Linked DNA regions of Homo sapiens: region 1 is linked to region 2. Evidence: chromatin loops called from intact Hi-C (ENCODE). Cell type or tissue: Caco-2. All regions are shown on one strand. Links, peaks and the distances in the headings refer to the core of each region. The heading gives the core; the rest is flanking DNA. Region 1 has its middle 440 kb from the start of HTR1E. Region 2 has its middle 330 kb from the start of HTR1E.

Region 1 (5,386 bases), core at 174-5,173, 110 kb after region 2:
AGATACAATCCCGAGTCACATTTTTCTGGTGTGCATAAATATCTGTTAAGGAAGGAATTAGTTGGAAATTAAGGTGTTAGCACCTTAGTTTGCAACTTGGCTGCAGATTACAATCTCCTGAAGAGCTTCAGACTAATTCAAACCATATCTGTGACTGTGGCACCTGAGGATTTTAGCAAAGAAATTGAAATGTTATAAGATTGTGTCTTAGGATATAGTAATTTTTTATTATCAAGGAGTTAAGTTCTCAGAGATTAGAGCTCAGATGATTGACAGAAAATGGTTTTGTAACTGGCACTTGAAAAAGAAAACAAAAAGTAAGACAAATATGAATGTTTTTAGTGCATTCCTCAGGTACACATCTAGCTATGTGGCCTTCACACATTCTGTGCATACTATCTGTAGTGAGAAATTATGTAGAGTGTAGGGGATTGGTCAGGGTGGTGGAGAAGCTGTAAGAAAAGACGTAAGCCTTCTTGAAAGGTGGGAAGGTCTTGCAAACACTTCAGGAGAGAATAAAGCTGAAGGCAGATAATTCTGTTACCCTGAGGCTAAGGACGAGGATTAAGTAACAAGGGAGTGTAAAAAATCTATCTAGATAAGTTTATTTACTGATGTCATCCAGAGACCAACCTTTGGTCATCCGTGCATAAGACTGCTACCTGCAAGGGGGGGATGACAATGTTAATTACCCACAGATTGTGTTGGCTCCAGGTCTTTGACATTATACCAGTACTGAATAAATAAAAGTGGCCCCAGCTCATTGGGACTGCTAACTCTCTTTGGCCCCTAGTGCTGGCAGTCCCCTAGCCCACTCTTTCACTGGATGCTTGTGTCTGAGTACTCCTTTCATCCATCACTCAGCCAGGGTCTGTGGGATGGACCCGGCAGCTGGTGCCCTGTGTGAGGAACACTGCAATAAATCATGACAGAATCCTCAAAAATGAAGGAGAAGAGACTGCGCAGTCCATAAGTCACTGGTGCCCACTCGGGATTTCCAAGTTCGAGGGAATTTTCAAGCTAGGGTTTCATCATGGGACAACAGTTATCAGCTCAACAGAAACAGTATATAAAAGTGTTCAAACAGCTTCTTAAAGCTAGTGGAGCCTCAGTTTCTCAGGCTCAATTAAGGGACCTAATACAAACTGTTGTTCCCCATAACCCATGGTTCTGGAAAAAGGCATTCTAGACCTAGAGCTCTGGGAACAAGTGGGGAGAAAAATCTTAAACAACATGATGTGCAAGGACAACAGGTCTCAGTAACATCTTTAACATTATGGGCCTTAGTCAGGCCTGCTTTGGCCCTGTTCTACACAAAAGAGCCTAAAAAGGGAAGGGAGGAGGAATCATCACCTAACTTACCACCTCCTCCTCCTCCCTCAGCCCCACCATTACCAGGTAAAGATACAAAAGAGAACACAGAGGTTTTTTCTGAACCCCCTCCTCCAATAAACTGGGAAGAAGACAAGGAATATACTACAGTTATGGAACCCTGTCTTAGCCAAGCATCATTAGAAGGGGAGCTCTTGGCCTACCTGTGATGCAAGATCAACAAGGCAATCAGGTATATAAAGCCATCATTTTCAACACCTATAAGGAGATAAGGAAAACTATTAGAGAAAATGAAGCCACTAGCCCATGTATGAAAGGATTAATTGAGACCATAGCAGACAACTTCTGTATAACCCTATGGGACTGGTCAGTGATAACTAAAACAACTTTAAAGAGCAGTCAATACCTCCTCTGGATGGCAGAATTTAATGGATTATGTGAACAGCAAACCTCTTTCTAATAATAGCCACTGTTATTCCTCCCCTACCCCCGAAGTGGCTCTCTCAAAATCCTATTTGGATAGAGCAGTAGCCTTTAAAGGGAGAGACATTACAACAAGCCCATGAATTAGTTGAGGAACAATTAAAAGCTGGCCATATACAACCATCAAACAGCCCTCGGAATTCACCCATTTTTGTCATTCCCAAGAAGTCTGGTAAATGGAGACTTTTGCATGACTTACGTGCTATCAGTGCTAATTTGAAACTTATGGGGGTCCCTTCAGCAGGGGCTCCCTTCCCCCATGGTGATTCCTCGAGATTGGCCTATAGTCATTATTGACTTAAAAGACTGTTTTTATACTATTCCCCTTGCAAAACAAAACAGAAAAATTTGCGTTTACAATACCAGCTATCAATAATGAAAGGCCAGCTTGCCGATTTCATTGGAAAGTACTTCCTTCAGGAATGCTGAACAGTCCTACCATGGGTTAGTATCATGTAAATGAGGCTTTGCTCCCCAGTAAAAAAGAATTTCCTAATTGTAAGATTATTAATTTTATGGATGATATATTACTGGCAGCTCCAACAGAGCCAATATTTTTAAATTTATATGACTCTGTCAAAAAGAATACACAGTTAAGAAGTTTAATCATAGCACCTGAAAAAGTACAGATGTCCTCTCCTTGGAAATATCTTGGATGCCTACTAACTCCCTGGTCAGTAAGACCCCAGAAGGTTAAATTAAATACTAACATCTTACATACCTTAAATGATTATCAAAAATTACAAGGTGATACTAACTGGCTTTGCCCCAACTTAGGCATAACTACTGATAAGTTACACAACTTGTTTTCTATCCTAAAGGGCAATATGACCCTAGGCTCCCCCAGGTATTTAACCCATGCAGCAAAGAGGGAAATTGAGGAAACAGAGCAAGCTATTTCTCAGAGGAAACTAGATCGCTTAGACCCACGACATTCAGTCCAATTATTTGTTTTTTCTACTAAACATTCCCCAACAGGATTAATAGGACAGATAGCCCCAGGGCTGTGCTTTCTAGAATGGGTTTTTTGCTTATATACCAGGACTAAAGCACTATCTCCCTATATCCAGCTAGTTACTAAAGTCATCTATACAGGCTGCAGATGATGCAATCTGTTGCTAGGTTATGACCCTGGTGTCATAAAAATTCCCTTGAATAGAAAACAATTCAAAGCAGTCTTGCCCTTATCTCTAGACCTGCAGATAGCACTCTCAGATTATGCAGGCCATATAGAATATGCCCTTCCTGCTGACGAACTACTTCAGTTCTTATCTCATATTCCTATAGTTATGCCTACAAAAGTAGTTCACTCCCCCATACCTAACGCTTTAATGCTTTTCACTGATGGCTCTGGTAAAAATGGAAAAGCAGCTGTCTGGTAGGAACTGCATGACTCCCTCACTCAATCTGGATTTACTAGCACTTAGAGAGCTGAGATTGGAGCCCTAATAATGGCCCTAGAAACCTTTTCCACTCAACCCATCAATATTGTTAGTGACTCTGCTTACTTCATTTATTTATTGCAGAACCTTGAGACAGCCCTCATTAAGTCCACTCTTGAGCCCACACTGTGTTCCCTTTTTCTTTGACTTCAGTAATTGCTGGATCAATGTACACATCCTATTTTTATCACACATAGTTGAGCCCACAGCTCACTCCCTGGCCCACTGGCTTATGGCAATGATCAAGCAGACCTGCAGGTTATGACATCACTGCTCAACCAAGCCACCCAATTACATCAATTTTTCCACCAAAATTGGAGAAATTTACCTAAACAATTACAACTTACCCAAAGACTAGCTAAACAAATTATTTTACAATGCCCAGATTGCCAGCTCACAGGCACATCCTCTCCTTCAACAGGTGTTAACCCTAAAGGACAAGAACCTAATCAGTTATGGCAAATGGATGTTACACACATCCCTGAATTTGGAAAAGTAAGATGTATACATGTATCTGTTTATACCAATTCCCACTTAATTAGCACTCATATTCTTCCTGGAGAGTCTGCCCTATATGTCATTAAACATGTTCTCTTAACCTTTGTGTTTATGGGGTGGCCCACAAAAATTAAAACTAATAATGGTCCAGCTTATGCCAGATCACAATTTCAACAATTTTATCATACACGGAACATTCAACATTCCACAGGTATCCCTTATAAATTTCAAGGACAGGCCATAATAGAATGTGTCCACTCCACCCTTAAAAATATGCTCAAAAAACAAAAAAGAGGAAATACAAGTAAGGACCCTGAAATACTATTGGCACAAGACTTATTTGCCCTTAATTTTTAAAATTTAGTGACAAATTTCAATCAGTCATACAAAGGCATTTTACTAAAGCCCCTCAAAACATAAAACCTGCGATTTTATGGAAAGATGTAAATAGTAATGTTAGGTGTGGTTCAAATGATCTGCTAACATGGGGAAGAGAATATGCTTGTGTTTACACCCCCTCAGGCCCTCTTTGGATTCCAGCATGATGCATCAAACCACACCATGGTGTGGCTAGGACCCAACCTGGTACCAGAAATGAAGGAAATAACCCTGCAGGACCCATGGCCCCAGACAATGCAGCTTCCTCAGACAACACAGGTCCTGAACATTATGCTGAAAAAGAAAACTCAGAGGACTGAGTGAATCCTGCTCTGGACACAGATACCATTAGCTCCAGATAATTTGTTCCTTGCTATGCTTTATTAACCTTTTTAAATTCTCACTTTGCCTGCTACCTGTACCTGCTTCTCTCTATCAGGCCCATCTTCTAGCTCTGCCTTTCTTCCACCCTGTTACTTGGGTTGACACCCGCTTCTCAGCCACTAATAATGTAACTACTTGGCTAGAAGGGATTGACATACCCCCAGTGGGGTTTCTTAGTAACAGCATACATTAGACTGAGGTGCCAAGTAACACTACATGTCACTTCTTGATTGGAAAAGAATATGACTAATTATACTCATGTTTATCTCATGTTATTTACTAATTCAAGGATGTAAAGCTGGAAAACGAGATGTAACCACTATGCCTGACAAACCTATTGCTGCACCCATCTGTACTCTTCAATCAACAAAACCTGATGCAAAAACAGAAAAGTGGGAGATATAGGAGATCAATCCGTGTGGTGGGAGAAGGTACAAGGGAGTGTAAAGAAACCTATCGGTGCGGAGCCAAGATGGCCGAATAGGAACAGCTCCAGTCTACAGCTCCCAGTGTGAGTGACGCAGAAGATGGGTGATTTCTGCATTTCCAACTGAAGTACTGGGTTCATCTCACTGGGAAGTGCTGGACAGTGGGTGCAGGACAGTGGGTGCAGTGCACAGTGCATGAGCCAAAGCAGGGCGAGGCATGGCCCCACCCAGGAAGTGCAAGGGGTCAGGGAATTCCCTTTCCTAGTCAAAGTAAGGGGTGACAGACGGCACCTGAAAAATTGGGTCATTCCCACTCTAATACTGTGCTCTTCCAATGGGCTTAACAAACAGCACACAAGGAGATTATATCCCGAACATGGCTTGGAGGGTCCTATGTCCACGGAGCCTCGCTCATTGCTAGCACAGCAGTTTGAGATCAAA
Region 2 (5,386 bases), core at 271-5,270:
TTAACTCTTGGCTGCTTAAAGGAGACTGAAGATGAGAATATGATAGCAATAGAACTGCAAACACACGCACACAATAAAGAGGGAGGTATCAGAACAAATAGTGCTAAAATGTAATTACTGTTCCATTAAAAAAAAACCCTATCTCTCTTAAGCTTTTCCAAGTTTGTTTCTGTCCCTTGTAACATAAAAAACAAAATTAGCACGTAAATGCTATCTCATTTTTAAAATATGCACGACTACATAGATTTTTAAAATTTACAGAGCAGTTTTTTTTTTTTTTTTTTTTTTTTTGAGACCGAATCCTCGCTCTGTCGCCGAGGCTGGAGTGCAGTGGCGCGATCTCGGCTCACTGTAAGCTCCGCCTCCCGGTTTCACACCATTCTCCTGCCTCAGCCTCCGGAGTAGCTGGGACTACAGGGACACGCCACTGCGCCCTGCTCATTTTTTGTATTTTTAGTAGAGATGGGGTTTCACCGTGTTAGCCAGGATGGTCTCGATCTCCTAACCTCGTGATCCGCCCGCCTCGGCCTCCCAAAGTGCTGGGATTACAGGCGTGAGCCACCGCGCCCGGCCAGCAGTTTCAAATACTACATCTAATTTTATTCTCAAAAACCCCACAGGGCTGTGTATTTTTATCATGATCTCCAATTTTTAGATCCATGTTATTCAAATGTGAGGTGTGTCTTGCAGATGATCTTGGGATGACTTTAGGTGGCGACCTTACATGACATTCAATGAGGAACTATGTGACAAAGGAGATATCTTATTTACAATTCTCTTTCAGGACTTTGTGTAAGGAGAAAATTTCAGTTTGGTGCTGATATTTCTATAAAACCTTTAGAACACATCTCCATTTTCATAAAAACATAACAGACTTTAAGCCTCAGAACTTTTGTCAGGCAATAATATCCAGACAGAGTTTATTACATTGTTTTTAAGTATTATTATAAACTTTATTGTCACCCTATTTTGGGGAACTACTATGTTATTAATTTTCCATTTATGGCAATATGTAAAGTTTCCTTTTTACATAGATTTATTTAAATAAAAAGTGAGCCAATTAAAGAAAAAATATTTTTAAATGGTATAAGTGGCACAAGGAAATGACAAAAATTGTGCAGGATACAAAATAACAAATGCTGTTTTAAGCAAAGAAAGTCAGTCTCAGAAAAGACAAGTGACTTAGGAAGCTCACATAGCAAAAATGGTAAGCCAAGCCTGAAGCGACTAGGATTCAGATGGGTTAAAGGCCTTTGTGATAGGTCATTGGTGATGGGCTTCAGACAAGACTGACTCCTAGCCCTGAGCTATTTAGGCTTTGAGGTGGCTTTTCTTATGGTTTATTTAAAAGTCTTAATGTCTTCCTACCCCATCCCCCAGCCCCATTACATGAGACTCTAGGCACCAAAATAGGCAATTAAATTTTCTTCGGATTTTAAAAACAATAATGAGAACAATAATATATTTAATTTTTACTATGGGCCCAGGTACTATTTTATATATTTCATATGTACTATATTTAGTAATTCATTTACTTATTAAACTTAAATACTTATCATTATACTTAATTTACTAATTCATTTAATCTTCACACTAAATTCCACAAGAGAGGTATCTCCTATGATTTTTCAAGTACAAATCCCTCAAACCTCACCTGATTGGTTGTACCTCTAGAATAATTTATATGACACCAGGTTAAAAGACTGAAGACTCACTTTATGTCCCATTCCTAATACAGATTTCAAAGCTTATATCTTTTTGGTTCCATTTTGTTTTGTTCTGTTTTGTTTTTTTTATGTTAAGTTCTGGGATACATGTGCAGAATGTGCAGGTTTGTTACACAGGTATACATGTGCCATGGTGGTTTGCTGCACCCATCAACCCATCATCTACATTCGGTATTTCTCCTAATACTATCCCTCCCCTAGCCCCCCACTCCACCCCCCACAGGCCCCAGTGTGTGATGTTCCCCTCCCTGTGTCCATGTGTTCTCATTGTTCAACTCCCACTTATGAGTGAGAACATGCAGTGCTTGGTTTTCTGTTCCTGTTTGCTGCGACTGATGGCTTCCAGATTCTTCCATGTCCCTTTATTAGATTATTTTTAAGTGGTCTGAGAGAAGAGAGACAGACCCTCTCATATTGTTTTATATTGTTCTACACTCAGAAAAAGAAAGAGAAGCAAAACTAAAGGCAGGTAGCCTGGTGCCTACGAACAGACCCAAAACAAAGGAACCAGACCTGAAACCAGGCCTGGGCCTGCCTGACCTAAGTCTGTTAAAATTTGACCCCTGACCTAGCAACTGATGTTATCTATAGATTCCAGACGTTGTATGGAAAGACATTGTGAAACTTCCCGGTCTGTCCTGTTTCACTCTGACCACCGGTGCATGCAGCCCCTGTCACGTACCCCCTGGCTTGCTCAATCAATTACGACCCTTTCATGTGAAACCCTTAGTGTTGTGAGCCCTTAAAAGGCACAGAAATTGTGCACCCGACAAGCTTGGATTTTAAGAGGCTAGTCTGCTGATGCTTCCAGCTGATTAAAGCCATTCCCTTCACTATCTCCATGTCTGAGGGGTTTTGTATGCGGCTTGTCCTGCTACAGTCCATAACATTTAACACTAATTGAAAAAGTATTTATTAGCACAACAAATATGCAGCAGACATTGTGATGGCCACTCAGGACAACATTGGTGAGCAAAAGAGTGAGGACTGCCTTCCAGAACTCATAGTTTGATGGGAGAAATAGACCTCTTTAAACAATCACACACTACATATGACCATACAATTAATGGTATAACAGAAACATACATAATTAGCATAAAAGAAACATACGTGGCCTGTAAGAATGTGACTCAATTTAAATTGGGCCAAGAGGATCAGAAAAGCCTTTGAGAAATTGACATATTGGCTGAGATATGGTGGATGAGTAAGAACTGAGTAGGTGCAGGTGGGAGTTCAGGTAGAAGGAGGAGTATTAAGGCAGAGGAAAGAGCACTTAAAAAGACCTTGGGCAAGAAAGAACATGGTGACTGACAGATTGAAAGACGGCCAAGATGGCTAGTGCTTGAAAGATGGCCAGGATGACCAGCAGGTTGGGGGCAAACTTCAGTGGATGGAGGAAATTGATAGACTATGATTAGGAGGGGAGAGAAGTACACAGGGACAAGGTGAGGCAAAGCCTTGTATGTGTGTTAAGAATTTTGGTCTTTTAACAACAATGGAGAATGACAGAGATGCGGTCAGATTTGCATTTTGAAAAGATTACTTTGTGTAGCTATGTGAGAATTGAAGCTTTCCTTTCTTATTCAAGGTAAGCGTCCTGCTCATCTTCCCAAATTGCCACAATTTCTATTATTTTCATATAAATAAACATTTTAAAAATTAGAGAAAAACTTCTCCTTGCAATAAAAGCAAACTGCTTTCCTTTATCCTCTTTTTGGTCTTCTATATTAACAGTGTTTTTCCATTTCCTTTTATATCTTCTGCAAAACAAAACTTAGAAGTTATTTTGGCTCTCCTGATTTCATCATCCGCATCTTATAAAATTCACGTGCCTCCAAAATAATGCCATCTATTTTTTATTTCTTTTTCTATCAGCATATAGTGAAAATCAGACTGATTTCATTTTAGCCAATGGAAGGCCTAAGAAAAATTAGCAAGTAGGCCAAATTTTGTTTGCAACACCCTCATCTTCCCTGATGGCATTTTTTCTCCCATTCATGCTTCTCTGCCTCTTGCACTCCAAGTCTGAACACTACCTTAGATTTGAATCTTTCCTATTCTCTCATCAGCTCACATGCCCCTGGTAAGACCTAGAGTTATATTTGCACTGAATCACAAGAGGACACTGATGTCAGGATAACACACCACAAAGCTTATATACCCTGTGCTTCAAAATGACAGGACAAAGATTTGGCAAAGTTGATAATTTTTTTGGAAAAAGTTATAAACAAATGGGCAGGGTACTAGAGAAAGGGGAGGCATATCTAAGTTTGGGTCCTGGCTCCTCTGAAGCTATGTGACATGCAACTCCAAGTAAGTCGGTTTCACTCTCCAATACTGTCTCCTCATTTGGTCATTTCTCATTTGTAACTTCTGTAATTCTATAACACTGTTTTGTTGGCTGATCTCATCTCTTCCTGAAGAGCTTTCGCCCATGAGAATTACTTAAATTAAGTGGTTAATAAATTTGAAACATCAGCGTTACTAGTGAAAACGCAAAGCTGGGATGAAGATACTTGGAAAAGATCCTAGTAAACCATCATAGAGAACATCTATTTTGCAATAAAAGCAGGGAAAGGATGGAGTTTTACATCTAAAGCCATTATTTAGTGTCTAGTTTAATGTTAGTCTAAAATAAGCCATCCTTATTATCCCCTCAAGATCACATATTGTAAGATTGTATTTTTACCATGTCTTATATCTGCTTTTTTATTTTTACTCTTTGGCTTCAGTGATGCCCTTCACCAGCATGTGTGAAGACACAAATACTCCCATTTGGGAACATGCGGTGCTACATCCTTCTTAGTAGTGTTTTCTGTAAAAATAGTTTCTCTTGATAAACATTGTGGATAAAAATGTAAAAACCTAACAGCCAGTATCATCTTTAGCAAACTGAACATAACAACCTTTCTGTGATAAAAGACAAATGTAAATTTTAAGAGCCGGGGGACCTGTGTGTGGGTGTAGTTCAAGATCAGCCTCCATTGAAGGCCAGGGACCTCCAGAGGGAAAACATTGATTAAAGGTCCCTCATGTGAAGAAGTATAACTAATTTAGAGTTTTTCTAGACCTGTTCTCTGCTTGCAACATAGAGAGGAAATTCTTCCTTGCCTCAAGTAATTAAAATGTTTAACAGATAACTATAGACAGGGCAGAAATCAAGAGAGGTTTCTCACAGGCATCCAGGAATATAATCACAGGCATAGCATAATTCACCTTTTAAAAAATTAACTAATTATTTTTTAATTGACTAGTTAAAATTTTGTATATTTATTGTGTACAACATGTTTTAAAATATATATACATTGTGGAGTAGCTAAATCAAGGTAATTAACACATGAATTACCTCACATCCTTATCATTTTTGATGGTGCAAAAACATCCTTCACAATTTTCACAAAGACAATACATTATTATTAACTATAATCACCATGTTGTAAAATACATCTCTTTAAGTTATTCCTGCTATCTCACTGAAATTTGTATCCTTAGACCAATATCTGCCCATTCACCTAGCCCCTCCAGGCCCTTGTAACCACCATCCTTCTCTCTGCTTCTATGAGTTTGACTTTTTTTTACATTCATATATAAGTAAGATCATACAGTATTTGTCTTTCTGTGCCTGTCTTATTTCACTTAACATAATATCCTCCAGATTC

Evidence for each region. Hi-C counts contacts between places; a loop is a spot of excess contacts. Peaks named below come from ENCODE experiments on the same cell type or tissue, not always from the same donor. Only the 100,000 strongest peaks of a DNase experiment are listed, where the experiment ranks them.
Region 1: it touches region 2 in a loop (8-fold over the local background); 1 of 110 quality-filtered maps calls a loop at or near these places.

What each region holds. Positions count from the first base shown.
Region 1 is chr6:86,497,844-86,503,229 of GRCh38, reverse strand. No RefSeq gene overlaps it. Among named protein-coding and RNA genes, the nearest start is that of HTR1E, 440 kb to the left of the region's middle. In Caco-2, for the core only: no CTCF peak of the experiment used is centred there; DNase peaks (open chromatin) are centred at 559 and 3,019.
Region 2 is chr6:86,606,938-86,612,323 of GRCh38, reverse strand. No RefSeq gene overlaps it. Among named protein-coding and RNA genes, the nearest start is that of HTR1E, 330 kb to the left of the region's middle. In Caco-2, for the core only: no CTCF peak of the experiment used is centred there; a DNase peak (open chromatin) is centred at 2,303.